2 separate regions of the Homo sapiens genome follow, and region 2 is linked to region 1. A link is a loop called in an ENCODE intact Hi-C map of the cell type or tissue named here. Cell type or tissue: mammary epithelial cell. All regions are shown on one strand. Each heading gives the region's core, and the rest is flanking DNA. Links, peaks and the distances in the headings are about the cores only.

Evidence for each region. A loop is a pair of places that touch in the nucleus more often than their neighbours do. Peaks named below come from ENCODE experiments on the same cell type or tissue, not always from the same donor. Only the 100,000 strongest peaks of a DNase experiment are listed, where the experiment ranks them.
Region 2: it touches region 1 in a loop (8-fold over the local background); 29 of 110 quality-filtered maps call a loop at or near these places.

What each region holds. Positions count from the first base shown.
Region 1 is chr2:45,985,688-46,002,657 of GRCh38, reverse strand. PRKCE (protein kinase C epsilon) reads right to left here. Exons shown (of 15, transcript NM_005400.3): 7 at 1,112-1,254. Among named protein-coding and RNA genes, the nearest start is that of EPAS1, 300 kb to the left of the region's middle. In mammary epithelial cell, for the core only: a CTCF peak has its summit at 9,079 (motif pointing left); DNase peaks (open chromatin) are centred at 9,057 and 10,107; H3K27ac peaks cover 318 bases.
Region 2 is chr2:46,640,569-46,656,666 of GRCh38, reverse strand. LOC105374584 (a long non-coding RNA gene) reads right to left here and starts at 14,598. Exons shown (of 2, transcript XR_940058.3): 1 at 14,563-14,598; 2 at 1,678-8,652. In mammary epithelial cell, for the core only: a CTCF peak has its summit at 5,945 (motif pointing right); a DNase peak (open chromatin) is centred at 5,956.

The sequences.
Region 1 (16,970 bases), core at 6,695-11,694:
AGCACAAAGTCTCAGTTATCTCAACCAGAGAGAAGAGAATTTTTTCTGCAACCCTTGCACAACAGCTTTGCTTATTGAGAAAACAGGGTAGGAGAAGTTTAAGAAAATAAGAACCCTTCAACCTTTCCTATACAAGAGAAGCAACATGGAAGAGCCACGGGTAGCTTCTAACATGACAAGATGACCAGGAAATGTAGGAAATGCCTTTAGAAGACATTTCAGGGCAAAATTCAGGGAGACTATTTAGGCGGAAGATTGCAGAGGTACCTAGAGTCAGACTTGCTTTTCTAGCAGGGGGCTTGAGGATGTTCGCCACTGGGCAATGAGGGCCACGCCCCACTGCACCCTTCACCCGGATTTTCTGCCCTGTTAACATGGTTCTAATTTTCTCATAACTTACTTTTCAAAGACCTCTTAAATTTTCTAGGCTAGGAGCCAGGGCTAAAGAAGAGCCTACAAATGAAATGCTACGGATGCCTTTCCCCCTGTTTACATCTGTGGGCCCTGACTTACCAAAATAACATTTTGGCAAATGGATCTCTTCTTACTGATATTTAGAATGTCACAGAGATAGAGACAGTTTTGGTCTCCAAAGAATGGCCCAGATGTTTCATGTCGTGAGACATTAACAATATTCCCCAGGCAGCTCAGTGCTGGTATGATCACAAATCATCTTGGCTTCCTCCCTAGAAAAGAATGTGGTTCCAGTTCTTCACCCATTTATCTCCATTATAATGATACCAAGGGTGAAGTTCAGACACTGACATTGCTTTCATGCCAGTTCTGGAAGCAGATAAGTCCATTTCCTTGTATGGAGTTGTTAAGCTTTTTCTAGAAGGAATTTCAAATTCCTCATCTCAAAGTTTATGTTTCTTTGGCAAACGTAACCCTTGAGGCTTGCTGTGTTTTCAGTCCACTTTTGGAGCTCAAGAAGACATTAATGTTACCTGCCTGGCTTCTATCTTTGTTTTTTTCTTTAAGTACTGCAGTTCTGAGTAAAATACCTCAAACCCAGGAATCTTATTACCTCACTCCAGAGCACCCTCTGGAAGTCAGCACAGAAATGCTAGCCTGAAAAGGGCTCCAGCAACACCACCAAACAGCCAGTTACCTTTTTCCTTCTCTGGCCGCTGTTGGTGATTTTGTCTGGGGTAACGCCCAGGTCGGCCAGTACTTTGGCGATTCCTCTGGCATCCACTCCACAGTTGGGAGCCACGTTGGTCTCACATCGACGGTGAACATTCATTTTGCAGACTGTAAGGAGACATGGAGAAAAGACAGATAAGTGTTCATGGCCTAAGATGTTGCTTCTTTTCTTTGAGATTGTATTATATGTTCATGAAGTATTACATGTTCATTTAAGATATAATTTGGAAAATACAGAAATATATATATATATATATATGTCTTCCATCATACAAAACCAAAATCATTCATTAAACCACCTTGCAGAGATAACCACTGTTTCTAGTACTTCATTCCAGCCATCCTTTCTACGTATACCCTAAATATAGATAAGTAAGTAAATGTCACATTTATATTTCCCTCCAGGGACTGGGAATCTTTCAGATCTCCAGTCTGAATTCAATGAATTCCTTTGCTTTTCCCTCTTCACTTAGTTGTCCTTGGTGTAAGACATCACAGGTGAAAACAACCTGCTCATTGAAGTCTGGCACCTAAGGGGCTTAGAAGTCAGCAGCACTCCATTCTAACAAGCAAAACGCTGAACAAACTACAAAATCAACAGCTCTTCCGAGATCCACCAAGTGAAGTGAAGTCCTAGGGCAAACTGAAACTGCTGCTCCCAGAATTAGACAGCCAACCAGGCGAATACAGAGAATCGCAACTTACTGAAGCAGAAACCTCTGTAGGAACAATGCTGGGGTAGAAAAACTGTAACTGTAACCAACAAATGGGCTCAGAGCAGACAAGCCTGAGAGTCAAAAACTCTAAGGGGGACCCAGTCGTTGAGTTGATAGACTTTTGTACATTCAGTTGAGAGTCGTGCTCTTCAGGAGCTCAACTAGATTCTCATAGTAAATATGGAGAAAATCTCAGGATTTCAGTGTGGGGGTTGGGGGTGGGGAACGTGGGGAGAGAACCATTTTTTAAAATAGCCCAGAGCACTCTGCTCTTCTTAACGAGGGCTTCTCTTAGGAGAAACTATTTTATCAGAGGTTGAGGGTTGTTTTTTTTTTTTATCAGAGATTGAGGTTTTATCAGACCCCGACTGATCTGGGGACAAGGAAATCCCCAACTCCAGCCCACTCTAGCCATCCTGTCCTATCTAAGGCCAGGGGAGGACTGAACAGCACTTGTGAGGTTCACAGCTCAAAGGCACAAATTCATGAAAACACCCTAATCACAGCTCTATGTAATTCTTTCCCTCCCTCCACACGTTACTCACATTACTAACAGCCTGTTTACTGACAGTTCCTTTTACCCGGTATATAATGTCTGGCAAGAAAAAACTGTAAGGCATCCTAAAAGGCAAAGAAAAAAAAAAACAAAAAAACCCCAAAAAACCAGTTTGAAGTGACAAGGCAAACATCAGAACTAGACTCAGATATAGCAGGGATGCTGGAATTATCTGACTGGGAATTTAAAACAACTATGATTAATATGCTAAGGGTTCTAATGGATAATGTACACAGCATGTAAGAACAAATGGGCAGTATAAGCAGAGAGATGGAAATGCTAAGAAAGAATCAGAAGAACTGCTAGAGATCAAAAACACTAACAGAAATGAAGAAAGCTTCTGATGGGCTTATTAGTAGTCTAGACATGGCTGAAGAAACAATCTCTGAGCTTCAGGATATATCCATAGCAGCTTCAAAAATGAAAAAATAAAGAGAACAAAGACTGGAAAAAATATCCAAGGATTGGGTGATAACTACAAAAAGTGTAACATATGCAAAAAGAGACTACCACTACGAGAAGAAAGAGAAAGGAACAGAAAAAAATATTAATATTTGATACAATGAGGACAGAGAATTTCCCAAAATTAATGTCAGACACCAAACCAAACCACAGCTCCAGGAAGCTTGAAGAACACCACACAGGATAAATGCCAAAAAGAAACAAACAAACAAACCAACAAAAAACTATACCAAGGCATATAATTTCTAAACTACAGAAAATCAACTATTTAAAAAACGCTGAAAGAAGTCAAAGGAAAAAAAAAAGTTTTACCTATAAAGGAGGAAAAATAAGAATTACATCCAACCTCTCCTCAGAAACCATGCCATCAAGAAGTTAAATATTCAAAATGTTGAGATAAAAACCCCACCACCCTAGAATTCTCTACCCTGCAATATTATCCTTCAAAAGTGAAGGAGAAATTAAAACTTCCTCAGACAAACAAAAATGGAAGGAATTTATGGGCAGTGATCTGCCTTGTAAGAAATGTTAAAAGTAGTTCTTCAGAGAGAAGACAAATGATACAGCTCAGAAACTTGGATCTACATGAAAAAGAGAGCAGGTAAAGAAAGGTGAAGAAATAAGTGGAGGTAAAATAAAAACTTTTATTTTTATTCTTAATTAATTTAACAGCTAATGGTTTGCCCAAAATCATAATATTAGTAATGTGCTGATTATGTGTAATTATAGTATTTCATATATGCTAGGTATGCTTATGTGTAAGTGAAATAAATGATAGTAATGAGACAAGGATGGCAGGGAGGAATTAGGATAATTTTGTTATTATAAGGTACTTGTACTGTCATGAAGCAGCACAATATTATTTGAAAGTAGATTTGGATTTGTTGTAAATGCATACTGCAAACTCCACAGCAAGCACTAAAATAAGTAAAAAAGAAAGTATAAATGATACGCTAAGAAAGGAGAGAAACAATACGAACATATTAAATGCTCAATTAAAACCACAAAAGGCAGAAAATGAGTGGAAGACAAACATAGAAACAAAGAATAAGGGCAACAAATAGAAAACAGTACTAACTATAGTAGATATTAACCCAAGTATGTCAATAATCAATAATCATTGACTTCAAATGTCAATAGTCTAAATATACCAATTAAAAGACAGATTGTTAGAGTGGATCAAAAAAAACAAGACCCAACTAACTATATGTTGTTCACAAGAAACCCACCTTAAAGACACATACAGATTAAAAGTAAAGACATAGAGTAAGATATACCATGCTAACACTAAACCCAAAAAAGCAGAAAAGCTAAATTAATTTCAGACCCAGCAGACTTCAGAGCAAGGAAAGTTATTAGGGATAAAAAGGTCAATTCTCAAAAAAGACGTAATTTTTAACGTGTATGTACCTAAAACCAGAGCATCAAAGTAAGTGAGGCAAAAACTGATGGTACTACAAGGAGAAACAGATGATGCTGCTATTATAATTGGAGACTTCAGCACCCCTTTATTCAAAAATAAACAGATCTAGCAGGCAGAAACATTAATCAAATCAACAGCAACATTAATCAACAGCAACATTAATCAACTGAATCAACAGCAACATTAATCAACTGAATATAACTGACATCTATCAACAACTTCATTCGGTGACAGAAGAATACACATTCTTCTCAAGATATGAAGCAATCACCAAGAAAGACCACATTCTGGGCCATAAAATACACCTTAACAAATTTAAAAGAATGGAAATCATACAATGTTGGCTTTAGACCACAATGGAATTAACCTGGAAATCAATAAGAGAAAGATAGCTCAAAAATTCCAAAATACTTGGAGATTAAACACATTGCTAAATAGCATATGAGTGAGAAAAGAAATCTCAAGATAAGTTTTAAAATATTTTGAATTAATTAAAATACAACTTACCGGCCGGGTATGGAAGCTCATGCCTGTAATCCCAGCACTTTGGGAGGCCAAGGCAGGTGGATCACTTGAGGTCAGGAGTTTGAGACCAGCCTGGCCAACATGGCAAAACCCCATCTCTACTAAAAATACAAAAATTAGCCAGGTGTGGTGGCGTATGCCTGCAATCCCAGCTATTTGGGAGGCTGAGGCAGGAGAATCGCTTGAACTCGGGAGGCAGAGGTTGTAGTGAGCCGAGATCATACCACTGCACTCCAGCCTGGGTGACAGAGTGAGACTCTGTCTCAAAAAAATAAATAAATAAAATAAAAATAAAAAATGAAATAAAATAAAATACAACATCAAAATTAGTGGGATATAGCAAAAGCAGTGCTTCAAAGGAAGTTTATAGCATTGAATGCATATATTAGGAAAAACATTCTAAAAATCAATAATCTAAGCCTCTATCTTAGGAAACTAGAAAAAGGAGACCAAAGTAGCTTACTTAAATCCAAAGTAAGCAGGAGAAAAGAAATAATAAGAATTAGAGCAAAAATCATTTGAATTAAAAACAGAAAATCAGTAGAGAAAAACCAACAACAAAAAGCTGGTTCTTTGTAAAGAGCAATAGACTCAATAAGCCTCTAGTAAGGCTAGTGAGAGAGAGAGAGAGAAAGAGAAGACACAAATTATTAATATCAGAAATGAGAGGACATCATTATGGATCCTATGGGCATTAAAAGAATAAAAGAGTATTATAAAGAATATTATGCCTATCATTTGATAACCCACACAAAATGAGACTAATTCCTTAAAATACACAATCTGCCACAACTTACATAAGAAGACATACACAGTACAAACAGGCTTATCTTGTAAAGCAATAGAATCAATCATTAATAACCTTCCAAAACAGAAAGCACTAGGCCCAAATGGTGAATTCTGCCAAACACTTAAGGAAGAAATTATATCAATTCTCTATAATATCTTCTAGAAGAAAGAAACAGACAGAATATATCCTAACTCATTTTAGGAGGCCACCATTACCATAATATCAAAGCAAAGATATTATAAAATCTACAGATCAATAACTTTTATGAATATGAATGCAAAAAATCTTCAACAACAATCAGCAAATTGAATCCAACAATTTATAAAGAGAATTACACACCATGACCAAGTAGGATTTATCCCAGGCAAGCAAGGCTGGTTCAACATTTGAAAAATCAACTAATGTAATCAATTGTTATCAATAGACTAAAGAGAGAAAAAAAATCAAATAATTCTAACAATAGATGTAGACAAAGCATTTGACAAAATCCAAACCTATTTATGATAAAATATCTCAGTAAACAAGGAACTGAAGAGAATTTCCTCAACTTAATAAAGAACATCAACAAAAACCCTACAGCCAATTTCATACTAAGATCAGGAACACAAAAAGGATGCTCCCTCTCACCACTCCTTTTCAACACTATACTGGAAGTTCTAACTAATGCAGTAAGACAAGAAAAAGAAATAAAAAGTATACTGATTGGAAAGGAAGAAATAAAACTATAAAACTATCTTTGTTTGTAGATGATATGATTGTCCATGTAGAAAATCCAAAAGAATCAACAAAAAACTCCTGGAACCAATAATGATTATAGCCAGATTGAAGAATACAAAGTTAATATACAAAAGTCAGTTGTTTTCCTATACACCAGCAATGAACAAATGGAATTTAAAAATAAAAACAATACCATCTATGTTATCATTCCCCCAAATGAAATATTTACATATAAATCTCACAAAATATGTACAAGATCTATATAAGTAGAACTACAAAACCGTTGTGAAAAAAATCAAGAACTAAATACATATAGAGATATACCGTATTCATGGATAGAAAGACTCAGTATTTGTCAAGATGTCTTTCCAAACTCGATCTATATATTCAACGCAACCTTAATCAAAATCCCAGCAAGTTATTTATGGATATCGACAAACTCATTCTAAAGTTTATATGGAGAGGCAAAAGACCCAGGCAAAAGACCCAAGCAAAAGGCTAACACAATATTGAAGAAAAAGAACGAAGTCAGAAGACTGACACTACCCAATTTCAAGACTTACTATAAAGCTGAAGTAATCAAGACAATGTGGAATTGGCAAAACATCAATGGAACAGACAAATAGATCAATGGAACAGAACAGACAGCCCAGAGCAGACCCGCACAAATACAGCCAACTGATCTTTGACAAAGAAGCAAAGGCAATAAAATGGAGCAAAGACAGTTTTCAACAAATGGTGCTAGAAAAACTAGACATGCAAAACAGTGAATCTAGACACAAACCTTACGATCTTCACAAAAATGAATCCAAAATGGACTGTAGACCTAAATGTAAAAGGCAAAACTATGAAACTCCTTGAAGATAATATAGAAGAAAATATAGGTAACCTTGGCTACACAGATAACTTTCTTGATGCAACACCATGATGCATGGACATGATCCATGAAAAAAAGAGCTGATAAGCTGAACTTCATTAAAATAAAAAACTTTTGCTCTGTCCCCCACCTCCCCAAACTAAAACAAACAAACAAACAAACAAAAAACAAACAAAACCAAACCACACACTGCCAATAGAATAAAAAGACAAGTAACAGACTGGGAGAAAGTATTTACAAAAGACATATATGATAATATATGCCTATATTATCCAATATAGGCAACAAACTCTTAAACTTAACAATAACAAAATGAATAACCCAATGGGCAAAAGACTTGAGCATACACCTCGCCAAAGAAGATATTCAGATGGTAAATAAGCATAGGAGAAGATGCTCCACTTCATGTGTCATTAGGAAATTACAAATTAAAACAATGAGATACCACTACACACCTATTAAAATGGCCAAAATACAAGGAGGTAACTGATAACACCCAATGCCATTCAGGATATGAAGCAACAGGAACTTTTTATTCATTGCTGGTAGGAATGCATAGTGGTCCAGCCACTTTGAGAGACAGTTTGGCAGTTTCTTACAAAACTAAATATACCATTACCATAAGATCCAGCAATTACACTACTGATATTTACCCAAATGAGGTGAAGAGTTATGTTCATATAAAAACCCGCACATGGATGTTTATAGCAGTTGTATTCATAATTGCCAAAACTTGAAAGCAAGCAAAATGTCCTTTAGTAGGTGAACGGATAAACTATGGTATATCCAGACACTGAAATATTATCCAGCCTTAAAAAGAAGTGAGTTAGCAACTGTGAAAAGACATAGCAGAACATTAAATGCATATTGCTAAGTGAAAGGTGCCAATCTCAAAAGGCTATCCCCTGTATCATTCCAACTATAGGACATTCTGGAAAAGGTAAAACTATGAAAATGGTAAAAAGTTTAGTGGTTACCAGGGGTTAGGAGAGAGGGAGGGATGAAGAAGCAGAACACAGAGGATTTTTAGTGCAGTAAAACTATTCTGTAAGATACTATAATGGTAGATTCATGTCATTATACATTTGTCCAAAATCATGGAAATGTACACCACCAAGAGTGAGCCCTAATGTAAACTATGGACTTTGATGATGATGTGTCAATGAAGGTTCACTGACCGTTAACAAATATACCACTCCGTTGCAGAATGCTGATGGTGAGGGAGGCCGTGCATGTGTGGAGGCAGAAGGTTTGTGGAAAATCTTTATACCTTTGACCTATTTTGTTGTGAACCTAAAACTACTCTAAAAAGTAAAGTCTACTAAAAATGTTTAAAAACCAAAACTGTTCCTGGAGTGAAGCCAGGCAGGATAAGCAGCCAGATCTCCGTAATGCTCTACATAACCTGGTCACCTGTCTGGAGAGAGCCCCCCCAGACCAGCCTGGACAGTTCAACTGAGCTACTGAACCCAAGATGCCCATTGGGCTAAAGGTGGGGGTGGGGTGAGGTGGTGGCAGGGTGGCTTTCTCAGGACAAAAACAAACAAGAAAACTCCAGCGCAGCCAGGCCATGGCACCGACTTGACTAATGGAGTTATCACTAATAACTCTGATCCGCGGGCTGATCAGAGACCAGGCAACAGCACTGTGCCCAGAATTCTGTCCCCACTACCCTGCCTCATTGCATCAGCTGCCCTTTGATGCTCATTCACCACACCTGCTCCACCCACCAAACCCATGAAAGCTGTCTTCTGCCTCTCTGTGAAGTGACGGAAAAGAGAATAAAAGAGCCAAGTTGAGAATTTCTTGAGAAGGGCAACTAACTTGTCTACATAACTTGACCACTAGCTCCCTCTGGTGTTGAAATGCCAGACCTGTCTGTCCTGACAAAACAACTTGGGCTGGCAGGTCGGCAAAGGGGGTATCTTTTTTTGGTTTTGGTTTTGAGGACTTTGCCTTTTATTTTTAAAAAGTCTGCTATTTCCCCTGAGTTATGTACTCATCTTAATATGTAAAAAAAATCTCAATCACACATCAGTTAGCATGCACGATGTGAGATAGTGACTTTGAAAGTGCTTTGAAAAGTCTGGAAATGCCAGGGCAAAGTGGTGAGGAAGGGGAGCTCCAGTTACTCTGGGCAGCCATAACGGGAGCAAGATGGGCTCCTGGAGGCTGCAGGTGTCACTGGGAGGCCACAGACCAGCAAAGGACAGTGGGCGTCCCTGTTGGAACCAAAAGAAACCTGAGATGCATTTGCATTAATGTGGCCAAATGAACCACCCACCCCCACCCCTCACAACACTACTGGGGAGCACCAAGGCCAAAGGCCGTGAGCCCCTGCTGCCAATCCACTCCCAGCCCTAGGCTGCCCTTTAAGGCTTCTCTTTCCAGAATGCCTCTCAGTGCTCACTTTCACTGGTTTCATTTGGATAAAGTTGTACCGGGAAGAAATAGATCTGCTTTGCCAGGGGCTCTTACAAAAAGAGAAGCGCTCTTCTACTACTACCCAGCTATTCACCACACATTTGTTGAGGACCTACTATGTGCTGGGTGGTGCAGCAGCAGCAGTGTTGTCTGGGGACACACTGGGGTTCAGGCACTCTGACTTTCACCTTCTATCACACATCCTACCGTCATTTGGAGAGACTTGGTTTCCATGTTTCCACCCTTTTTATAGCTGAGATTGAAGCAAAAGGCAGGCCAGGCTCCTGGGAATTCCTCCAAAGCAAGCAGACAACCTTCTGGGAATGGTGACAGAGCCACTCCTAAGGAGGGGCCCAGGCCCATGTATGCTGCAGGAATTTCTTTATGTTGGGGTAATTTGGCCCTTGAGGGTGAGCCAGGGCAATGGTTTGATTTCATAACAGGTTCCAGTCATGCCAAGCTCAGAGACAGAGAGCAAATATTTGCAAATGGGAAATTGTGTGCTTGTGCAATGGAAGTTGGCAGGGGTGTGAGAGTGAACGACCGCAAAGTCGTTCACGCAGAATGAGGAGAAAGGAGGTAAGAGGGATGCCCCCCTGGGGTCATGCTGGGCCAAATGTCATCACCAGAAAGAGATTTTGGAGTCCTGATCACACCAGAACCGTGACTCAGAGCTTTCCGGGGACCACGATCGGCCGCTTGTCTGCTACCCAGCATTCCTCAGATCAAAGCTCAGACTGAATTTTCAGCCAATCTGCCACGTGTACAGGGGACATTCTCATGGTCCCCAGGCATTGTGGATGTTACTGCAAAGGATTCTGAGTCAACCAAAGCACTCCTGTGGCATTCTTTCTCCCTACACCCCTTTCCAGGCCCTCTCTTGCCTGTAAATTGCTCACACTTATTTCTGACTCAATGCCTGAATTATCGCCTATGATTTCACTTATTATGTTCAATGACCAAGCACAGTGCAAGTTTCTAGAGAACTAAAGTAATGTTTTATCTCCAGGTTCACCACGACGCCTTGCACAAATCAGGACAACATGCTTTTCAGTTATTCTAACTCTACGGAAAGTAGTAGTACTACAGTGGCATAAATGACACCTCTCAGACCAGACCCAATAGATAACAGGGAACTAGAATCCCAAGCTCACCATGCAAGCCACACAAATTAAACGTCAATGAAAAGGAAGGTAAAGCAGTCCATTAACATGGCTTGACTTTAAAGCAAACAAGTAAAAGTGCCCTTATGTAATTCCCTCCTTGTATAATTCAACCACAAAAAGACAAGGGTTTAAAGTGATTGTTTGATTTCTGTGGGCCTTTCTTTCATAATTATTCACACATATGCATGAAAAGGTATGTATGAGGATGTCTGTGACAGCATAAATTAAAATGGCGACAACACACAAACCAGTAAACATCCATCAAGAGGGCAACATTTTAAACAATCTACGGAACATCCACAATGTGGACTCTTTCTAGTAAGTAAAGTAGATGTCTGTACACTGCCTTGGAAATACTCCAAGACATACTGTAGAAAAGCAAATTATATAACTATGCACGGAGGATTGAATTAACAAATATTTATTGGATGTCAGTGTGCAGGCACTGTTCTAGATGCTGGGTAAACAGAGAATAAAACAGACAAAAAAAAATCTCTGTCCTCATGGACCTTGTATTTGGATTGGGAGAGACAGAAATTAACATTATAAGGTCTGGCGTGGTGGCTCATGCCTGTAATCCCAGCACGTTGGGAGGCTGAGGTAGGTGGATCACTTGAGGTTGGGAGCTAAAGACCACCCTGGCCAACATGATGAAACCCCATCTCTACTAAAAATGTAAAAATTTGCCGGGCGTGGTGGCAGGTGCCTGTAATCCCAGCTACTTGGGAGGCTGAGGCAGGAAGATCACTTGAACCCAGGAGGCAGAGGTTGCAGTGAGCTGAGATTGCACCGCTGCACTCCAGCCTGGGTGACAAAGTGAGACTCTGTCAAAAAAAAAAAAGAAGAAAGAAAGAAAGGAAGAAAGAAAGAAACTAACATTATACAAGTAATTTAGACTGGGTGCAGTGGCTCACACCTGTAATCCCAGCACTTTGGGAGGCTGAGGAGGACGGATCACTTGAGGTCAGGAGTTTGAGACCAGCCTGGCCAACATGGTGAAACCCTGTCTCTATTAAAAATACAAAAATTAGCCTAGTGTGGTGGCATGCACCTATAGTCCCAGCTACTCCAGAGGCTGAGGCAGGAGAATTGCTTGAACCTGGGAGGTGAAAGTTGCAGTGAGCTGAGAGCCGAGATCATGTCACTGCACTCCAGCCTGGGCAACAGAGCGAGACTCCATCTCAAAAAAAAAAAAAAGAAAGTAATTTAGAATATTAGAAGATGATAAGTGCTATGTTAGAAAAAAAAGCAGAGGAAGTAAGAGACGAGAGACAAGAGCTTGAGAGCTACCCAGTGGTCAGGGTAGACCCCATAGACAAGACGATTGCATTTGTGAGGAGGCGAAGGGGATGTGGATGGGGAGGTGCAGGTGTGCCAGGCAGCCCCTAAGCTGCCTCCTGATTGCCCCTGCCTCATAGTGTTCATGCTTTTATGTAACTCCCTCCCTTGGAGAGGACTGGACGTAGTGATTCTCTTCTAATGAACAGAAAACATCAAAAGCGATAAGATGTCCCATTGCCTCGTGTCTGGGGCATCTTTTCTCACTTTCTTGTTTGCATTGAAGGAAGCCAGTCACTGTGTGGAGAGGCCCATACGGCAGAGAACTGATGTTTCTGGTCAGTGGCCATGTGGGCGAGCTTGGAAGTGGATCCTCTTCCAGTTGAGTTTTCAGATGAGACAACAGCCCCAGCTCTCAGCTTGACTGAAACCTCATGAGAGTCAGATGCACCCAGCTAAGCTCCATCCAGATTTCTGACCAGCGGAAACTCTGAGAAAATAAGTATTGGTTGTTTTACACCACTATGTCCTGGGGTCATTTGTTATGTAGCAATAGACTCTAACGCAGTGTGTGTGAGTATCCGTGCAGCAAAGGCACACAAAAAGAGGACATTTTTAGAAGTAAGAGGACCCATAGCACATTTTTAGAAGTCTGAGGATGAAAGTGGAAAGAGAATATAAAGAAAGCCTTTAATATTTTTAATATATATCTAACTTCAGTCTTGCTTGGATCTTTGACAGTAAGAACAGTGAGAATGTATTTATGTATTGTGCTCTTTATAATTCTAAAAATAAAAGTTGAAGTTACGACAAGGGACCTAGCTGTTAAAAATAGTAAAGGACTGACATTTTCAGAAATGTTGAAAATTAAAAATTATTCTGCATGTTTTTAGTGTTTTTAAGTATCCAAAATACTTTTTTTTTTTTTTAAACAAGGAAAGGAAGGAAGGAGGGAGACAGGCAGGCCTTTCTTTCATCTTTATGGCTCTGCACAGCCACCCCAAGGTATGTGGCTAAGATCACTCCATTTTTATTTTTTATTACTGTCCTCAGAAGGGAAGAGGGCAGTTGGGGTTAAAAGCCAAGGGCACTAAGCCAGGGTGACCTGCTTGCAACCTCCCAGCTAGGCAGTACCCAAACCAGGACAGCTCCTCCAAATCCTAGCCTGTGATCTCTTCAGGCCACCACTCCTGTTTACTACTTACTGGAGAGGAGGGGACACCCTGTCCCCTTGGCCCCTGAAAACAGCCGCAGATCAGAGCAGTTATTAAGATGTGTGTCAGAGAGAGGCAGGAGCGAGGAAGAAGATTCTTTAGGAATCTCCAGGCCAGGTCTTCGTGGAGTACACCTTCCTCCCTGTGCCTCGTCCCCTGTCCTGGAGGACAGCAGGTGCAGAGCATTCACCCCAGATGGGGATGAGAAAAAGCAGGGCTTCCGCTTCCACAGGCCCCCGCAGGCCCAACTGCAGGCTCCGTCAGGAGGTCTGGCTTTCCTGTGAAGTTGCCCCTTGGTGCCCGATGACTTCAGAGCAGCTGTGCTGAGACATGAGTGTGGGGGATGGGACGGGGGCAGGTGAGAACTGGATCTTCTCTAGAGAAGGAAACTGCAATCAAAGGGTATTGGGTGTCTCTGCCTCCAGGGGCCACTGACTCCATGTGTCAATGGGAAAATAAAACAGGTGGAAAAGGGCCCCAGAGAGGCCCATGGTGCCAGTGAACCTGAGATTGGAGAAGGCAGCACTGTTCCAACAAAGTGCAGAATGAAAAGGCTACAAATGCCCGAGACTAGCGATGCTGCTCCTGGAACCTGGGAAGCTGATTTCTGGACTGTTTAATAGTGGTTGAGGGGCTCGGACAGACCCACGAATGAGTCTGGAGAGACTCAGACGCAGCAGGCACTTGAGTCACAAAATGAAAGAAAGAAATGAACTATTTTGCCTGCTCACTTTGTGCCAGCATTTTTCTGCCCTCGGTTAAGGATCTCAGTTACCCAATGATCGTGTGAGCATCCTGCAAGGGTCTGGCCCCTCTGTGGCTGTGGGCTGCAAAGGACAAGGGCTGGTTGCCCCACAGTTCCTGGTTGTATGCCCTGCATGCACCCACTCTTTCCAGATTTCCATTTCCTTGTCATAAAAGCAGACATAATTATGCTCCCTCTACCTGGCTGACAAAGGGACAGTCCCCAGAAGGGTACACACACAATGCTTGAACCTGTGTGGCTCAGACAGTTTTAGACTGGAGAAAGAGTGACCAGGACAGTCTCATGGATCCCTCCTCGTAGACCCAAGCTCTGAAGAAACCTGTTTTGCTGAAAATACTGTAATCTATTTCCAGGAATGGGAACGGGAATGGCAAAAAAGCTGAAGCCATAGGGCAGCAGGCCAAATAGATGATCTCCAGCCAGGACCAGGGGACCAGAGCTCCAGCCTAGCAGGCCCTGCTAGCATGGTCCAGCAAGACAGAAAGCCTGGCTGAGTCTTCCTAAGCAGCAAAGGGTGGCATAGGGCACCTGCCAAAGCCAGGAACAGGGCCAGGCTGCATGGGTGCAAGAGCCAGCTTCATAGGGACTTGCTCGGGGATGCTTGCAGGTCACTAAGTCTTGATTTCTTTTTCTTAGTAATCATAGTAGCAGAACCAGGCTTAGACCTGGGCACAAGCAGCCCCTGCCTTGGGCCCATGCTGGCCTCTTCTGGCCATGACCCCTCTCCACAGGGTAAGGAGTCTACAGGGCCAAGAAGCCTTAAGGAGGAGAAAGGATCTAAAGAGATAAGTGGAAGCAGGCAATTTTCCAGGGCCATCCAGCTAATCTGTATGATACTATCATGGTAGATAACGAGCACTGTCCATTTGTCCAAATCCACAGAATGCTCAACACCATGAGTGGATCCCAAGGTAAACCACAGACTGTGAGTGATAATGATGTGCTGTGCAGGTTCCGTGGCTGTGCACGTGTGCTGCTGTGGTGGGGATGCTGGTGGGGGGAGGCCATGTGTGTTGGGGGGCACATAATACAGGGACTCTCTGTACTTTCTGCTCAATTTTGCTGTGAACCTAAAAATGCTCTTAAAAAAATAAGGTTTCTTAATTAAAGAGAGAGGAAGACAAAGAGAGAGGGAGAGGGAGAAGGAGAGGGTCACAGAACAGCAGCAAGGGGAAAAAAAGGCCAAGTAATAACATCAGAGCCACAGAAGAGTAAAAGTCTGCACACTTTGGCTGGGGAGCTTCAGGTCTCAGCCTTCGTCTTCTAGCCCTCATGCGGCCTGATTCCCTCCGGGTTCCTGGGCTCCCATGGACAGATACCCTTGCTCCAGGCATCCTAATTCTGCCCCTTCTTTCCTTGAGCAGGGGCAAGAGCATTTCCTGCCCAACAAGAGCTGAATACACTGTCCCTGCCCCTCCTTCTTCCAGGGTCATTGGGGACCCACAGCCCTCACAGTGATGTCTGGGTGTCTGGGCTGCTTTCTTAAAATATCAATATTTATGATGATAGTATCTTCATTTAGGTTCACTAGATAGATCAATAATTAATATATTTACAAAAAAAAAAACAGACATCAGCTCATCAGGGTTCCCTCCAAAGCAGGCCCTGCTTCCCGGCAACCACACTAATCTTTCCAAAAGCACATCACTCCTCTGCTAGACACTCGAGACTCCTGCTCCCCTCCCTTCTTCCTCTTCTGCTCTCTTCACCTCACCTACAGGATTCCAGGCAGGCCCCATTTTGTTCAGGGTCACACACTAGAAAGAATACTCCAACGGGGAAGTGGAATGGCTCCGCCCCCACCTCCAGGGGTGCCGGGAAGCTCACAGGATGCTGGGCATGTCCACAGTCAGCACCTCCTCATGTCCAGTGGCTGGATTGTGTTCTGTCCCCACAATTGCTATTTCCAGCCCTCACCACCCTCCTCGTGCCTCTCACACCCCCACTTCTCCCTCCTACTTCAAAAAAGACTTCCTCTTTCAGAAAATAAGGGGAATCTCCTTGCAATGCCCTCAACAGATTCAAAACTTAAATGATGACTTTGTCCACTCACCTCCTCCTGGATTTCTATCCCTGACACCCGAGATGCATCTGCACCCAGGCCTGGTAGCCAGGCTTGCCCTCCATCTGGGGAAGGCGGTGTCCATCATTCTCCCCAAGGCCCATCCCCGCTCGCCTCCCCTTCCCTGCTGTATCAACAGTCAGTCCCCTCTCCCTTCTGCCTCATCCATCTCTCCTTTGCCACTGTCTTTTTCCTGACTAAAACATTCTGAAAAAACATCTCCCTCTATTAGCACTTTAGCCTACAGCACTTGGGCTCCATCCCACTGTCCCACTAAGACAGCTCCTGCTGAGGTTCCTAGTGACCTCCTTGTTGTTAAATCCAACCCCATGTTTCGTGTCTTATCTTAAATAACCTGTTGGAAAGCATTTGGCACCACTTCTTTATAAAACTGTTAAAAATTATCTACTCTTTTGGCTTCCATGGTGCCATTCTTTGCTACTTTTCCTCCTACCTGTGAGTGCTTCCCTCTCATTGCCTTGGCAGGCCCACCCTTGGATGTTGGTACCCACCCTCATGGTGTTATCTTTGACTTTTTTCTCTTCATACTCAATGTACTTACCCTGGAGAATGACATTGACTTTATAGCTTTAATTGCTTAGATCCTGACAAAACCCACATCTAAATGCTCAGTCTAGACCTATTCCCCAACTGTCAGTGAGAATGTCCAACAGGTGGACAGCTTCGTGTCAATTTGCCACGGGCACCTCGAGTTAAGGTGTCCCCAGCTCAGGCTCCATTTCTACCTCCAACCTTATCCTCCCTCTTGTATCCCCATCTCAGTGAATGCTATCACTGCCCTCCCAGCTGCTTCTGGTCACTACATCCAATAAATCATTCCTCCTTGA
Region 2 (16,098 bases), core at 3,795-8,794, 660 kb before region 1:
ATTGCAGGGATTAAAGAAATGCCCTTCCAGTTTATGGCCCCAGGAATTTCAAGGTGTGTACACGGAGGCTATAAATTATATTGTTTTTAATAAATATAATCTTATTTCCCCCACATGGACAAGGATCTCCCAGGGTGCAAGGGAGGCCAGGAAAGTCCAGCTTGTCTGGTGGGGATCAGTCCTTCCCATAGTGCAGCCAGCTATGGGGGGCATGCGGGCTGTGTAGGGAAAGACAGCCAGGTGGAGGCACGCTGGCTACAGTGGCTGCGGCAGAGGGTAGGCAGGGGTGGTGACATAGAAACCCAGGCCCCTTTAGCACTGTGTTTCTCATCCTCCTGTCCACCCACAGATCCTGATTTAGGAGAGCTGGAGAATGGCTGTGAAACTGCTGCCTGGCAGGAAAAAGGAAGGGAATTCCTGAAGTGCTCCTGATTAGCGCTCCCAGAGTGTTAGTCATTTATTTCTTGTTAGCATGACTTGGGTTCTTTAAAGATTTGGACTGGATGTGAAGAAGTCCCAAGGGCAATTACAGCCTGGGTTAAAAGCTTGTAGGAGTTAGGACCTTCTAGCACAGGCTCCTGACATTAAAGATGTTCAAACTATTGCCCAGAGAGGTCCACTGACTTGCCCCAGGTCACACAGCTCATTGGATGGCATGCTTCATGTTTTTTTTTTTTTTAAAGACTGAAACATTCAGAAAAGTTTCATTGATTTTTACACTAAATGAAGAGCAAATTTGTAACCGGTTTCTTTGTTGACTAGCTTTGGAACTTTGGGCAGTGATTTTTAAAAACTTATTATTTTTTTGTAGAGGCAGGCTGGTCTCAAACCCCTGGGCTCAAGCAATCCTCCTGCCTTGGCTTCCCAGAGTGCTGGGATTACAGGCGTGAGTCACCGTGCCCAGCCTGTGTAAGTGATTTAACCTCCATTTCCTCCTCTGTAAAATGGAGTAAATAACACCTCCCAAGATCATTGTGAGGATGCATAAGTTAACGTGTATGAGGCATCTATCTCAAGAACTCCAAGGACTCAATAAATGTTAGGTCTCCTTTCCTTCCCTCAGTATTCATTTTCTCCTCCCTGCCCTTTAAAATCACAGTTAACAAAAAATAAGTTCACAGCTGATTTCATAGGCAAGCTCACCTCAGTCCATATTGCAATGCAATGCAAATAGAGATGTCCTAGCCAGTCTGGGTAAGTCAGTGGCATAGTAAAAGGGATTGTGAGCAGGACGCTGAGAACAAGGGATGGGATTGGGTGGGGCGGGGATTGACTGAAGAGAAAAGGTCTCCAAAGGGAAGGTCGGAGGAGACTCTTACCAGTTATTAAAAAGATGTACTACAGAAGGACAGGCCTTGAGAGAGAGAAAGGGAGATGATAGTGACAGGACCAGAAGAGGAACTACTCAGATGCCATGGGTGGGAGTCCGATTAAGCAAGGAGGCCTGGGACGACTGTGGAGCCCACAGATCCCAGGAGCAAAACAAGCAGTCATTCAACTCCAGTCCCCCAAGGCAGACAGGTGAGCATCAAAGTGTGTGGGTTGCCTGGCGATGAAGCCCAAAGAAAGACACCTCCTTCCTCTGCAGCCATATGAGCTAAGGGAAGGATATGCCCGACCTTCTGCAGCTTTGGCAGAGGGGGCCTTGTCAGCTTCATATACCAGCTACCAAAGGAGTGATTCTAAAAACTGTTTTATGTTCATTACACTTCTTATTACAGCTCTTGTGCCAAAGATGCTTGGCAATGGAAAGCAGAGTGCTTGATTTGTGTAATAGATATTTTCACATGCAGCATACAGAAACACAAAAACAAAAGTGTCATAAAATGTTTGATCTGGTCTTTTTGTAGCAGCCATGGAAAACACAAAGGTTTCATTATCATGATGTTCCCCTGTAGGATCTGCAGAACACAACAGAACATGAGGGGAAGAGGGTGTTACTGCTGTGTAAAATTGGACTGAGGGAACACTGGAGCAGAAATGCAGACCTGAGCGCCCAGTGTGGGTGGCTCACCTTTCAAGCCCAATGGAAATCTAGCCTTTTCTTGGAAACTTTCCTAGCGAAATCTTAGAGGCACATGATGACTTTAGGGGTGTCTCTCCAGGCCACATCAGCCCTGAGGGGTAACCCAGTTTGTGCGGAACAATTCAATCACCTTTGGCCGCCTGGGTTCCCAGGTGCTCATTTCCTCGCACAGAAACCCCTCCTTACCATTGGAGGTAAATCTCCTTGTTGGGTTCCACCTGCCACATCCCAGCTACAACCTCAAGACCCAAGAAACCAGGGTTGAAATGCAAGGCACCAAGGCTGCTGCAGCCATCATCCAAACCCTCCACACAGGCCAGGGGCCGCTAGGCACTGGCCCAAGGCAGGGTGTAGCATCCAGACAAGAGGGGAATGGAATTTGCCAGATAATGGATGCCAGTGATTTGAGGAAGGCAACAGCCAAGGGAGAAATGGAAATGCAAACCAGGTACTGTCCAATGCAGCCGTCTACCTGAAAGGGCTCAGGAGAGGGAATCCATCTGGAGGCAAAGCAGTACAGTCAGGTAGAATTCCCTGAGCCTGAGAGCACAGCTCCAGTCTCTTTTTAAGAGGTGGAAGAGGAGGAAAGGTATCATGGCTTGGCTGGATGATCACTGTCCACTCAATGCTTACTGCTGTTATCACTTGCCCTAGAGAAGAGTTCTTGTTCTCTCCCTGCTGCTAATTACAACTCTTAATAGGTTTCCAAAATGCAGCTAATACACCCTCTGCTGAAAAATGTGGGGTGAGTTCCTAGGCATTTGCCAAGAATCTAGAGCTATTAGTGAGTAGCATTGCTACATCTCTTATCAGAGATATTCCTTTCACCTCACCACAATTCCTCATCCCTGGCCAATCCTCTTTGCTGACAAGGTTCCCAGATTGGGGCTGATGGAGTGAATGGAATGTCTTGCCTGGAATCAGGGGTCACAATAAAATAATAGAGCAGGTGAAGGGAGTGGGCTGAGGTCAGTGAGCCAAAGATGATCTAAATGGATGAAGTCAGGGAGATCATGTCAACAAACAGTGGTTTCAAGCTGGCACGCAGGAGGGTGGTCATGGCAGAAATCTGGAACATGGGCTGGAGCTGCGGCCCTGCCCAGTCTTTCTGCAGCAGGAGTCAAGACGGGGCTGCACTGATGGCCTTCCATAACTGGCCCAGCCCTGGGCCTCGGTGTGGGCTTTTCCAGACACCTCAGCTCTCCTATCTGGGCTGCTGAGGGCTTCTTCCCAGAGGTGAAGGCTTGCTCAAGGTCCCTCTTAGTTCAGGGAGTGAAAGCCTGGAGTTTGGGGGCCAACTGTCCGTCCTTCAAGTCCTCCTCACAATTTCTCTCCAAAGGCCTACAAAGTGTCTCATGCAAAACAGATTCTTCAGACCTGACCCCCTGTTCCTCAGTTCCTATGGTATTTTATGTCCCCTGCCCCACCCTAGACTTTTACTACCTTGCACATTTGGCCATTTTCTTAAATTACCAGCTATATTTTTGGTAATTATAGCCCATGTATCTTATCACGCCAATTACCTAGTGAGTGACTTTGGGTTTAAGTATGAGTGCTTAAAATGTTTCTGATCCTTTGCTAAGTGCTGTGTATAGACTATCCCATCTAATCTGCATAACAAATCTATGAGGAGATGTCATAACTTATTACCCTCATTCTTTTGAGAGGAACTAGGGACTAGAAATGTCAACAAACTTGCCCAGAGTTCTGGCTCGCTCTGTGAGTTGAGCAAGTTATAGCCACTGTGCGCCCCAGTCTCTTCATCTGTAAAATGGGGTGAATAACAGTGCCTACTTCATAAGACTGCCAGGAGAACTAGATGAACTAATGCATAAAGTGCTCAGGACAGCGCCGGGCCCATTGGTGTTTGTACCTGGTTTGCATTTCCATTTCTCCCTTGGCTGCTGTCTTCCTCAAATCATTGGCATCCATTATTGGGCAAATTCCATTCCCCACCTTGTCTGGATGCTCCACCCTGCCTTGGGCCAGTGACTGGGGCCAGTGACTGGTCTGTGTGGAGGGTTTGGATGATGGCTGCAGCAGCTTTGGTGCCTGGCATTTCAACCCTGGTTTCTTGGGTCTTGCGGTGGTGGCTGGGGTATGGCAGATAAATAAATGAACATCTAAGAGGCAGAGCTGGATGTAATCCAGGGGGTTTGATTTCAGAGCACAAGTTCCTACCTACTATCTGTGACTTCTTTCCTTGTTGACTGTGTCTTGTTCTGTTTCTTCTGAAAGCTTTGGCAGGGACTTTGATTTTCATTTTACAGATGGAAAACTGAGCTATCATAGACATGATCCAGCCAGGGCCACACACCTGTTTCTCTTCCTGAGAATTCCATGGTGATACTTCCTATATTCATATGGACCAGGCACCATTCTGAGCACTTTACACATATTAACTAACAGATCTCACATGCAGTTTTAGGCACAAAGTGCTGCTATTTATCCAATTTTGCAGATAAGGAAGCTGAAGCACAGAGTGGCCTGATTCTGTGATCATTCTTGTCCTCTGCCTGAGCCCTCCCTCAGAACTGGGGCCAACTAATTCTGCATGCAAGGCCTACAGCAGGTGCTCTAGGTTGGTAATCTAGGGACTGAGTACCAAGGTACTCGTTGTACCACGCTTTGCCCACCTTTTCTGCATTGGTCTGTGGCCAAGGCCTCAAATTGACCCCAGATTTCAATAAGTGTTTCGGCCTAACTTCCATGGGTACATCAGATCCTCCCAGTCTGGCTCACTGCCAGGTGACCAATCGCCATAGTTTGCCATGAGAATGTCCCAGTTTTGAAGCTGAAAGTCCTGTGTTGCAGAAAACCTCTAAGTCCTGCAGCTATTTTCTGACCCAGCAATGTTCTGCTCCTTAGTGGTTATTAATCCTTGCAACTTCCTATAGATTTCCAGAGGATAACCTCTCTTCTCCAAATGATCCCCCAAATCATTTCAATTTAGCAGCAGCTGCAACACATTTTAAACCACAAGAGTATAAGCAACATTATTAGGGATACTCTCTTTCCTGATGAAAGGGATCTCTTGGGTTTACTTTCCTAAAATCACACCAGAAGAACATAACTAGCCAAGTCAGCAGTTTCCTCTCTGCCCTTCACACATGACCCACTGGGCTGTTATTTAATTTTCCCGCCCTCCCTCTGCATTTTCGTTCTCCCCAAGCACTTCTAATGGTTTCCTTTCTGTCAAGGCAAGCAGCATAATGCAGAATAAAGAGATCTGGGCTTGGCATCTGGGAGACAGCTTCAGTAGAGGAAAGAGCATGGGCGCTGTGAGCAGAAAGATCTGGTGTGAATCTTGACTCTGACATGCCGTTTTATGTCCTTGTATAAGTTACTTAACCTCATTGCACATCGCCTGTAAAAGGATAACATGAGAAAGTCCGCAGTGGCGTACGTAAAGTGACTTGCACAGAGTGGGATGTGATAGACATTAGATGATTGATGAAACAGGCCTCAGTTCAAGATGGGAGCTCCTGACAGACTGGCAGGTTCCTGATCCTGATGGGGTAAATGTGTCCAGGGAGGTGCCGCTGGGCAGCTGTTACCTGCCTGATGTGGTCTCCTGACTGGATTCTATGCTTCTTACCTTTAATGTCACTTCCCTAGGGAAGCCTTATTATAAACTCACAGGCTACTGTACTCTTTCATAGTGCTTTTCATAAGTTGAATTCAAATTTTATTTCAGTAATTATTTTATTTCTATCTTCCCACCTGACCACAAACTCCCTAAAGGCAGGGACCATGATCTATCTTGTTCACTGTTGTAGCTTCAGCTGCCAAATCAGTGTCTGGCACACAGTAGGCATTCAATAAATGCTTGTTGAATAAAATGAATAAATTAAGTGGCCATTCAAAGGTACTGGAAGAGAGAATTCCGTAAGGAAGCGTAGGCAGTAACACACCACTAGATGGCGCTAATGCCATGCATGTAAACTATCCCACCAGCTTTCTCAAACCAGAGTGATGGGTGGCTAACAGTCAATTTCCAATTTGACTTGGAAGTGATTCCGCCGAGAGTGTAACATCTTGTACTGAGCACCATGCTAGGCAATTTAACAGTTATTACAATTCTTACAACAATCACAGAAAAAAGTAGCCCATTGTACAGATGATGAAATAAATTCCCAGTAATTTTAAGTAAATTTTCTAAAGAGACACAACTTGTAGGTGATGCAGTAAGGCTCTGAACCCAGATCTGTTGGCCCCCAAGCTGTGTTCTTTCCAGAATATCTCAGTGCTTCCACTTTAGTGGTCTAATGCAACCAATAAACAAGCTTCCTGGTGCGATAGGGCCCCCTGCCCACCCCCACAGTTGGTTATTTTATTACGTACCCAGTTAGAACTCTCCACACAGTCATTGATTTCTTAAAAGTCAACTTATAAGAAAGGGATAATAAAAGGCAGAATAGATTCAATGTCTCTTAAACCAGACTTTTACATCTTGAGCTCCATTGATGAGCGAAGTGTAGCATTCTGAGGAAGGAGGAAATAATCTTTAACGTATCAATCAATCATCGATAGGTCTTCATTCAGCACCTCTGTTGCACACACAGGGCTGAGCAAACACAGATGGGCTTACAATCTGGTTGGGGACAGAAGACATGCACATATGGGACATACCAATATACAACAGTACCTAAGTACCTTGTGGACGATATATACAATATGAGCACTAGGAATCCGGAGGCCAGAAAGATTCCTGTGACTGGGGTGGTCAGGGCTGACCCTCACAGAAAACACATTCAAGGAGACAGCAAGTTAACTAGTCCCTTTCTACTCAAGGTATAGACCAAGGACAAGCGGCATTGACACCACCCGACAGCTTGTTAGCAATGCAGAATCTTGGGTCTCTTCCCTGACCTCCTGAACCAGAATCTGCATTTTAACAAGATATCCAGGTGATCTGCAATGTTTAAAGACTGTTGAGGATCCAGTGTTTGTATTCATATCTCTTTAAAGTGAACGAACACTCTAATTTCACTGTTTAGTTTTAATTTGGCATTTTGTTTTGCTTTTAGAAGAATGTACTAAATACTCTTAAGCTTCTGCCATTCTTCACTCCAAGAATCTATGGAAAATCCTAATAGCTAAATCTTCTGTGGCCTGGTGATTTCTTAACTGGAAGAAAAGCTGTTATCCGAAGCACCTTTTCATGTATTTATGCAACAGGAATTATTGTTCAAGAAACTAGACTTTAAAAAACCAAAGATATATTTTTTTGAGTGACTAAAGGAAGTTTACGTTATGCTCACTACAATTCGGGTACAGTCTAATTCTTTGCAGATTGCTAATCTATGTATGCTAGACTATGGAACCACAATACTAGATCACGTTTCCTCAGGTCATTCCCCACCTCCCCACACTGTCCCCCCATACATCATTTTGAATCAGTGGAAGTTGTTGTCATGTGGAATTTGTAATAATTCTGATAGAGAAAATTAGACACTTCACACACCAGTACATGGACAGGACTTGTTTTAACATCTCAGTAAGAAGTGACAGTGGCCCTGTGTCTAACTGTGGTTCCATGTCTCTTATCCACTCGTGGAAGCTGGGTGCGTCCCTTCAGAAATTCAGTGTGGCAGAAAGAAAAGAGCACTAGAAAACTAAGCAAGAAAACATTCCTCTGGAGAACCCTGACTAACATAAAGCCCAATCCCCATCAGCACACAATATAACAAATATGCATATGGACCCTCTCAATCTAAAATGTTTAAAAATAACAATATATAACTAAACTGGCTTGCAAAAATCACTCATTGTGAAAAAAAGAAAACTAAGTGAGAAACCATAGGCTCAGGGCTGACACACGTTAGCTGTGTAGTGCCACTTCTCTGTGTCTCAGTTCCCATCTATGAATGAAGGAGGTGGAATGAGATGGTTGCTAATGTTGCTTCCTGGTCTAGCATCCCATGAGCCTAGTTAACTAGAAGTTAGAGGATGGGTAGTTATTCATTAAACCCAGAATACATAGTCCCAAACAGAAGGGGCCATATGATCCTTACTTCCAGATATAAAAGTTGAGAAGGCTGGTTACCATAGCAACTCACCTTCATGAAGTCATTTATAAATTCAATTTTGTAAAGTGACAATATTATGTACTGGCACCTGCAAAACTCCATAATGTTTCCTTTGCTTCCATTCTTGCCCCGGGCGATGGTGCCAAGAATTGTCATAATCTAGAGAAGCAATCAGAGTTCTCAAGCTGCCTTTCGGTCTGCTAGAACAGAAGGTGCTGACAGGGGTGGGAGTAAAGGAAGGCCTCCTTTCAGTTTACTAATTCTGCAGCCGCCCTTCACAAACTCCAGCAAATATTTTGCGATGTTGCAAGGTGTTACGAAAAGTGAAAAGCAAGCTGTGATTCAGCTGGTACGAAGACTTTGCAAACAAAAAAGAGTGATCTGTTTGCAGCAGACTATTACTTCTGCCAGAGCCCACAGACTGGAATACTAAAAGAGGAATTTCTGCAAGACATTGCCATCATACTTACTGGATTTTCAAAACAAAACCAATTTTAAATTGTTTGGCCTGGTAGGTTTCACCTTGTGAACCTCAGATTCCTGGGAGCTGTAGAGTCACTGCAAGGGATCTGCAAACCAGCGTGCATGTTCCGTCTGTAGAGTGAATGAAAAATATGCTCATCCATATGGATTACTTTTCAAATACACATAAATGTCATTGTGATGAATACAAGAAATTAATTTGCAATGTTAGTGAAGATACCTCAGCTCGTTATGAATTTTCGTAACTGATATTCAAAGTAGAGCCAATATCATGCTTGAGTTTAAGAAAACTCTTTTTCATGTTGAAAAGCAGTCTTCACACTTGTCAGATCACTTGTCTTGGTTCTTGGGGCAGAGGATATGGACACCTTACCATTAGGAGAGAAGCTTTCCCCCAGGATTGGCTCTGCTTTCACGGCATATGTTGGATAATATACCCACCATTTGGTTTCTAGAACCTTAACATTTGATAGGAAGACATTTAAGTGGCTCGTTGAGCCCTGTTCTTCCATGAGATACGTCATCCCTGAATATAAGTAAGATCTGAGCAGTGGACACAATTCTAGTCCAGACATTTATGTAAGAAATAGAAACTAATTTTGATTTCAAGCCTCCCTTTCTTTGCATTGTCAGAAACTTTATCTCAGTGAACTTGTGGATTTCAACCTCACCTTCCCCTGGAGTTGTATCTAGTTTCCGGGAGGGGGCTTCTGAGATGCAAGATGTGCAGAAAGGGAGGGGGGAAGGAGAGAGAGTGAAGGATGTGGTCCTCAAGATCATTCTTCCACACTGGTATTTATTGAGACATTCTTCACTCTTGTCTGTGTGACCCTTTCGGATTCAGGAGCACTCTCCATTTCTCTGATGTGCTCTTGGGCATGAAGAGACATGCTTCTTTCTCACTGGGGCATGGGAAACTTTGCACATCTGCCTACGTTCTCTTCAGTGGGGACCCATTATGCACCCATTTCTCCTCTGGGGCTTCACTGAGGATGCAAAGAACATGTCTTTTCTGCTCCCAAGTCTCACAAAAACATCTGCAATTGTGTCACCTTCCCAGGGTGAAGTAGCACACAGGATCCAGAAACATCTCTGCCCTCTGTACCTTCCCATGAATTCACTTCCTCCCCCTAAGAAACTCTTTTCTACTCTTGTTATCTTTTCTTCCAAATATTTTATCTATGCCACATTTGTTTGTTTTTTCCTTCCCATAAGGGCAACTTCTGAATCCAAAAGCCAGGAACATACTTTTATTTCTCTGCCTCTTATTATCACATCTCATCTCTGAGATAAGGAGTACAAACCAGGCTAGCTGTCCAAATGAGGGGAAGGAAAAACGAGGTAAGGAATTGGCTAATATTATTCTGCTGATTAATATAGATTTCACGAATCTAGGGCCTGCAAGAAAGGAGGTCAGCCCCAAATGAAACCAAACACTGAGCAAAAAGTGAATTTTTCTAGAATAATTAAAATAGGACCCCCAGCATTGGTGCAGTTTTTCTACTGGCTGTTGGTATTTTCTGCAGTCGGGCATCCAGAGCTAAGTGCCTGGACTTCGGGCACAGTGCTGAATTAAAAGGATCTTTTCTAAAGATTGGGTGAACAATTAAAGCTCCATCAGTCGTATATAGAGGTGCTTCACAGCCTGTCAGACTTGGGTTTTGGAAGAGGAGGGATGGGAAGGGAAGAAAGGGAAAGCAACCTAAGTTTCTAGCTCCACAGTCTCTGCCCCAGCCAGATCCGAAGTCCCTTCATTCACTCATTTATCCTTTCATTCAAAAACCATTGAATTTCTATAGTGGGCTATATACAGGGAACAAGGAACTCTGTATTTTAGTCCTGGCAAATTCATCTAAGACTCTCTTTGAAAAAAAAAAAAAAAGACATGGTTTCTGGATTTAAGGCTCTCACAGTGTAGTTGGAGGAAGAGCCCATGCGAAGATAGGCAAAGTAGCAATTTCAAAGTTATGATGAGGAAAATGCAGGTTGTAGGTGACTGTGAGGCAGGACACCTAGCCAGTCCTTGAGAACTCAGAGAAGGGTTCCTGGATAGGCCAGAAAGATAAGTGGAAACTTGACAGAGGGAGTACCAGGGCTCTGGGGAAAGAGCAACCTTGAACAGGCTAGGCCACAGGCTAGACTGCCTCTTAAGTAGAAGAGGGCCCCAGGAGCAGCTGGTCTGGCTCTGAACCAGCCTCAGATTTCCAGCAGCAGTGATGACTCTGCATTTCAAACTTGGTGATTATGAACACACATTTTTCGGATTCAAAGGAGTTAGCTGCTACATGCCTGGGCAAGAAGATTCCATTTCCCTGTTTCTCAACTTGTGCTGTGTGAATCAGGAGCCTGTAGGAGGAACACGGGGGTGGAGGGTCCTTCACAATGAAAAGCCTCAAACTCTCTTCCCCCTCACATCTTGAAGAGAGAGTGGCAGCTGCCTTCGAAGAGCCTATATTCCAGGCAAAGATGAGTTTGTTGGCAAAACCATGTAGGAGGCACCAGAGTGCTAAATTAGAGCTTTTGCAAGCAATATATTTTTATCATTAAACTCTTGGCTAAAGCTCATTTGTTCCAAATGGGCTGCCTTAGAAAGTATGCTCACCTGAGTATGGGGTGAGGGCTTTGAAAATACAAGTTTGTTCCAAAAGATGCACAAAGAAACAAAATTAACATTTATTTTATAAAAGAAGGATAGTGTGAAAAGGGATACAGCTCTTTGGCTCACTAAATCATGAGATTAGACTATATTTCTCCTGCCACGAAGAGTGGAAAATTAACATCCTGTTTGAGGAACCTCAATCACATAACCTAAAGGCCAACTCCATGTCATGGAGACAAATCAGAGAACCGAATTTGAAGGAAGGCCCAAACATTGCAGATCCCACAGGAAATGATTACATACTATTATTCTTGAGTGAATGTAGTAATATAATCCTTGAGTAAATAATCAGAACAGACTAAGTGTATTTGCGTTAAACTGTAAACAATCATCTAGATCAAATTACTTAATATTTTAATCCATGAATGTAGAATAATACGTGCTTTAGCTTATGCCAATAGGACAATCCTTAGAGATGTCTGAGTTACTTCTGGCCATGAATTTAATCCACAAAGTGATTAAGAAATTAAGAAACAATAAAATAGCCTGGGAAAACAATGTATCACTACTGTGCAGCCACTAAGCTTCTGCATCAACCCGAGGATTTTCCACACATGCTCATCATTCCAGAACTAACTAAAACAGGGGTCAGGAAACTTTTTCTTGAAGGGCCAAGCAGTAAATATTTTAGGATTTGCAACTCTGCCATTGTACACAAAAGCAGCCATACACACTATGTGAATAAATGGCTATGGCTATGTTCCAATAAAACTTTATGTGCATAAATATGCAACTGGCCTGTGGACCACAGTTTGCTGACCCTTGATCTTGAACAATTGCATAGGTGTAGAAAGATGGTCCTTTTGGAGAAATTATGAGTTCTTTAGAGCTCCATGGCAGACCAATTTCTGTGGGGCTATATGGTGAGGGTGCATTAGTCCACTGGCCTGCAAACTGCACCCCCCTTTTTTTTTTTTTTTGAGACAGAGTCTTGCTCTGTCTCCCAGGCTGGAGTGCAGTGGTGCAATCTCGGCTCACTGCAAGCTCTGCCTCCCGTGTTCACGCCATTCTCCTGCCTCAGCCTCCTGAGTAGCTGGGACTACAGGTGCCTGCCACCACACCCTGCTAATTTTTTTGTATTTTTAGTAGAGACGGGGTTTCACCGTATTACCCAGGATGGTCTCAATCTCCTGACCTCATGATCCACCCACCTTGCCCTCCCAGAGTGCTGGGATTACAGGTGTGAGCCACAGCGCCCAGCCCCTTTCTTTATAAATATTATATAAGGAAGCCTTTATAAAGACTGATGGGTGCTGTCAAAGAGGCCAGATGACTCAGCAGGCAGCAGACTTGATGTGGGATTCAGGGAGAATTGTTAGTTTGAGGTATAAACCACAGGAATAACCACAGTAAGCCAATCCCATAGTCTTTTCACACTTTCACCTGGACTGTGGCTTTGTGAGGTAACATGGGGATTCTGTACCTGATACCAATTTCAAAAGTTAAGGTTGTACACCAAAAAGTTCCAGTTTCCTTTCTAACTAAGCAAATGTTTCATTTGGGGCTGGGTAGGTACATTTTCCTGCCATATGCATGGTCCCTGCTGAATAAACATTGCTTTGTAAGCCCCCCACCCCACCACTCCCCACAACCTATCCCCTGCCATAGTTGGCCACTCAGTTATGTGTAACTTGCACTCTGTCTTGAAAAGTGGAGCTGGGCCCTAGTTCTCTTTCAGTCATCTGAACTGAAAGCAAGAGGGAAAATGCAGGCAGAGACACAGCCAGAAGGGTCATGTGGCCTCAAGGCCTGGAATAGCCTCTAGGGGGCCTTGTACAAGATGTGTTCAATGAAAAAGCACAAGCAATATTATGAAAGTGTTTCCTGTTGCGGGAAGTCAGGGACCCCAAACGGAGGGACCAGCTGAAGCCACAGCAGAACATAAATTGTGAAGATTTCACGGACATCTATTAGTTCCCCAAATTAATACTTTTATAATTTCTTATGCCTGTCTTTACTGCAATCTCTGAACATAAACTGTGAAGATTTCATGGACATTTATCACTTCCCCAATCAATACTCTTATAATTTCCTATGCCTGTCTTTACTTTAATCTCTTAATCCCATCATCTTTGTAAGCTGAGGATGTATGTCGCCTCAGGACCCTGTGATGATTGCATTAACTGCACAAATTGTTTGTAAAACACATATGTTTGAATAATATGAAATCTGGGCATCCTAAAAAAGAACAGGATAACAGTGATTTTCAGGGAACAAGGGAGATAACCATAAGGTCTGACTGCCTGTGAGGCCAGGCAGAACAGAGTCATATTTCTCTTCCTGCAGAAAGCCAATAGGAGAAATATCACTGAATTCTTTTCCCAGCAAGGAATAACCCTGGGAAAGGAATGCATTCCCAGGGGGAGGTCTCTAAAATAGCCGCTCTGGGAGTGTCTGTCTTATGCAGTTGAAGATAAGGGATGAAATACACCCTGGTCTCCTGCAGTGCCCTCAGGCTTGCTAGGATTAGGAAATTCCAGCCTGGTGAATTCTAGTCAGACTGGTTGTCTGCTCTTGAACCCTGTTTCCTGTTAAGATGTTTATCAATGACAATGCGTGCCCAGCAGGACATGGAACCTCATCAGTAATTCTAATTTCGCCCTGTCCTTGTGATCTTGCTCTGCCATTTGCCTTGTGATCTTTTATTGCCTTTTGAAGCATGTGATCTCTGTGACACACTCCCTATTCGTACACTCTCTCCCCTTCTAAAACCCCTAATAAAAACTTGCTGGTTTTGTGGCTCAAGGTCACCATCACGGTCCTACCAATATGTGATGGCACTCCCGGAGGCCCAGCTGTAAAATTTCTCTCTTTGTACTCTTTCTCTTTATTTCTCACACTGGCTGACACTTAGGGAAAATAGAAAAGAACCTACACTGAAACACTGGGGGCTGGTTCCCCTGATAGTTTCCAGTTCTATAATCCAAGAAGGCCAGTTGTTCCTATTCAGGAATCCTTACATTCCAGAAAGATCACTCTGCGGATTTACAAAAGCTTCTCTTTCCCTTTTCTTGAGTTGCCTTGAGTGGGCCTCTCTAATGAATAACTGACTTTCCAATACGCACTCCAGAATCATGTGATGCTCTACTGGGCACAATTCTTGCCACATCTAACATTGGTTAGTTGCCACAGAAACAAGCCATGAAACATTTTATTTCATGTTTAGATTTGTCATCCAACACAAGCTTCCATAGGCTTGGCTGACATCTATTTAACTTCTATATTGGCTGGAGGTAACAAATCCAATAAAAATTTCCTTGTCAATGCCTTTAAAACAAACAAACAAACAAACAAACAAAGATTAGGTTTCACTATGTTGCCCAGGCTGGTCTTGAATTCTTGGGCTCAAGTGATCCTCCTACCTTGGCTTCCTAAAGTGCTGGAATTGCAGGCATGAGCCACCAGGCCTGGCTATCAATGACTTTTTCTTTTTCTTTCTTTTCCTTGAGACAGGGTCATGCACTGTCACCCAGGCTGGAGTGCAACGGTGCAATCATGGCTCACTGCAGCCTTAACCTCCTGTGCTCAAGCAATCCTCTCACCTCAGCCTCCTGGGTAGCTGGGACCACAGGAGCGTGCCACCATGCTGGGCTAATTTTTCAATTTTTTGTATAAATGGAGTCTCCCTATGTAGCCCAGGCTGGCCTCAAACTCCTGGGCTCAAGCAATCCTCCTGCATCAGCCTCCCAAAGTGCTGGGATTATAGGCCCAAAACACTCCGCCTGCCGTCCATGACTTTTTGATCTGTCCTTTCCATGCCCACCTCGTCCACTATGGCCTAGTACCTTATCACTCCTATCTGGATTTCACCCACAGTCTCCTATAAAATTGCTTTGACTCTACTCTCTCCCTATTCTTGTCCATCTGTTGTCAGAGCTATTAGATTAAACCTACTTTCATCAGATTATTTCTCAGATGAAAAGTCCAGCTGGGCACAGTGGCTCACGCCTGTAATCCCAGCACTTTGGGAGGCCAAGTGTGTGGATCACGAGGTCAAGAGATTGAGACTATCCTGGCTAACATGGTGAAACTCCGTCTCTTCTAAAAATACAAAAATTAGCTGGTGGCGTGCGCCTGTAGTCCCAGATACTCAGGAGGCTGAGGCAGGAGAATTGCTTGAACCCGGGAGGTGGAAGTTGCAGTGAGCTGAGATCATGCCACTGTGCTCCAGCCTGGCAACAGAGCAAGACTCCATCTAAAAAAACAAACAACAAAAAAAGTCCACAGTACTTTCCTATTATTTCCCAGATCCAATCTGAGTTATTCGATCCAGTATTTTAGGTGTTATAATCTGGTCCCACCTAATCTATTTATTATATTCATATCTCCCATGACCCTTCAACATGAACTTCAACTTCAATCAGGTTAATGTCCTATATCCTCTGTTATATCTCACTCTCTATTCCCACCTCCATGCCTTTGCTTGTTTTTGTCTCCACTACTTCTTCTACTAATTAGAGTATCTCCTTTCTGTGTCAAAGTCTAATTGCAATATTATCTATAGGCCACACATTAGGAAGGATGGGAAGAAAATGAAGGAAGGTTATATCTATCACCTTCCACCTGACAACCTACATTCCAAAGTAACGGTCAATGTCTGGCAACCACTGGAAATGTGACAAAAGTCTCAAAAGCATATGAAATTGACATTTCCGGAAAAAAAGAATGAAATAGACTTTTTTTTTTTTTTTTAGAACTGATACATGCCTGCACCTTTTATTTTAATTTAATTTATTTTATTTATTTATTTATTTGAGACAGACTCTCACTCTGTTGCCCAGGCTGGAGTGCAGTGGTGTGATCTCGGCTCAATGAAACCTCTGCCTCCTGGGTTCAAGTGATTCTCCTGCCTCAGCCTCCTGAGTAGCTGGGATTACAGGCGTGTGCCACCACACCCG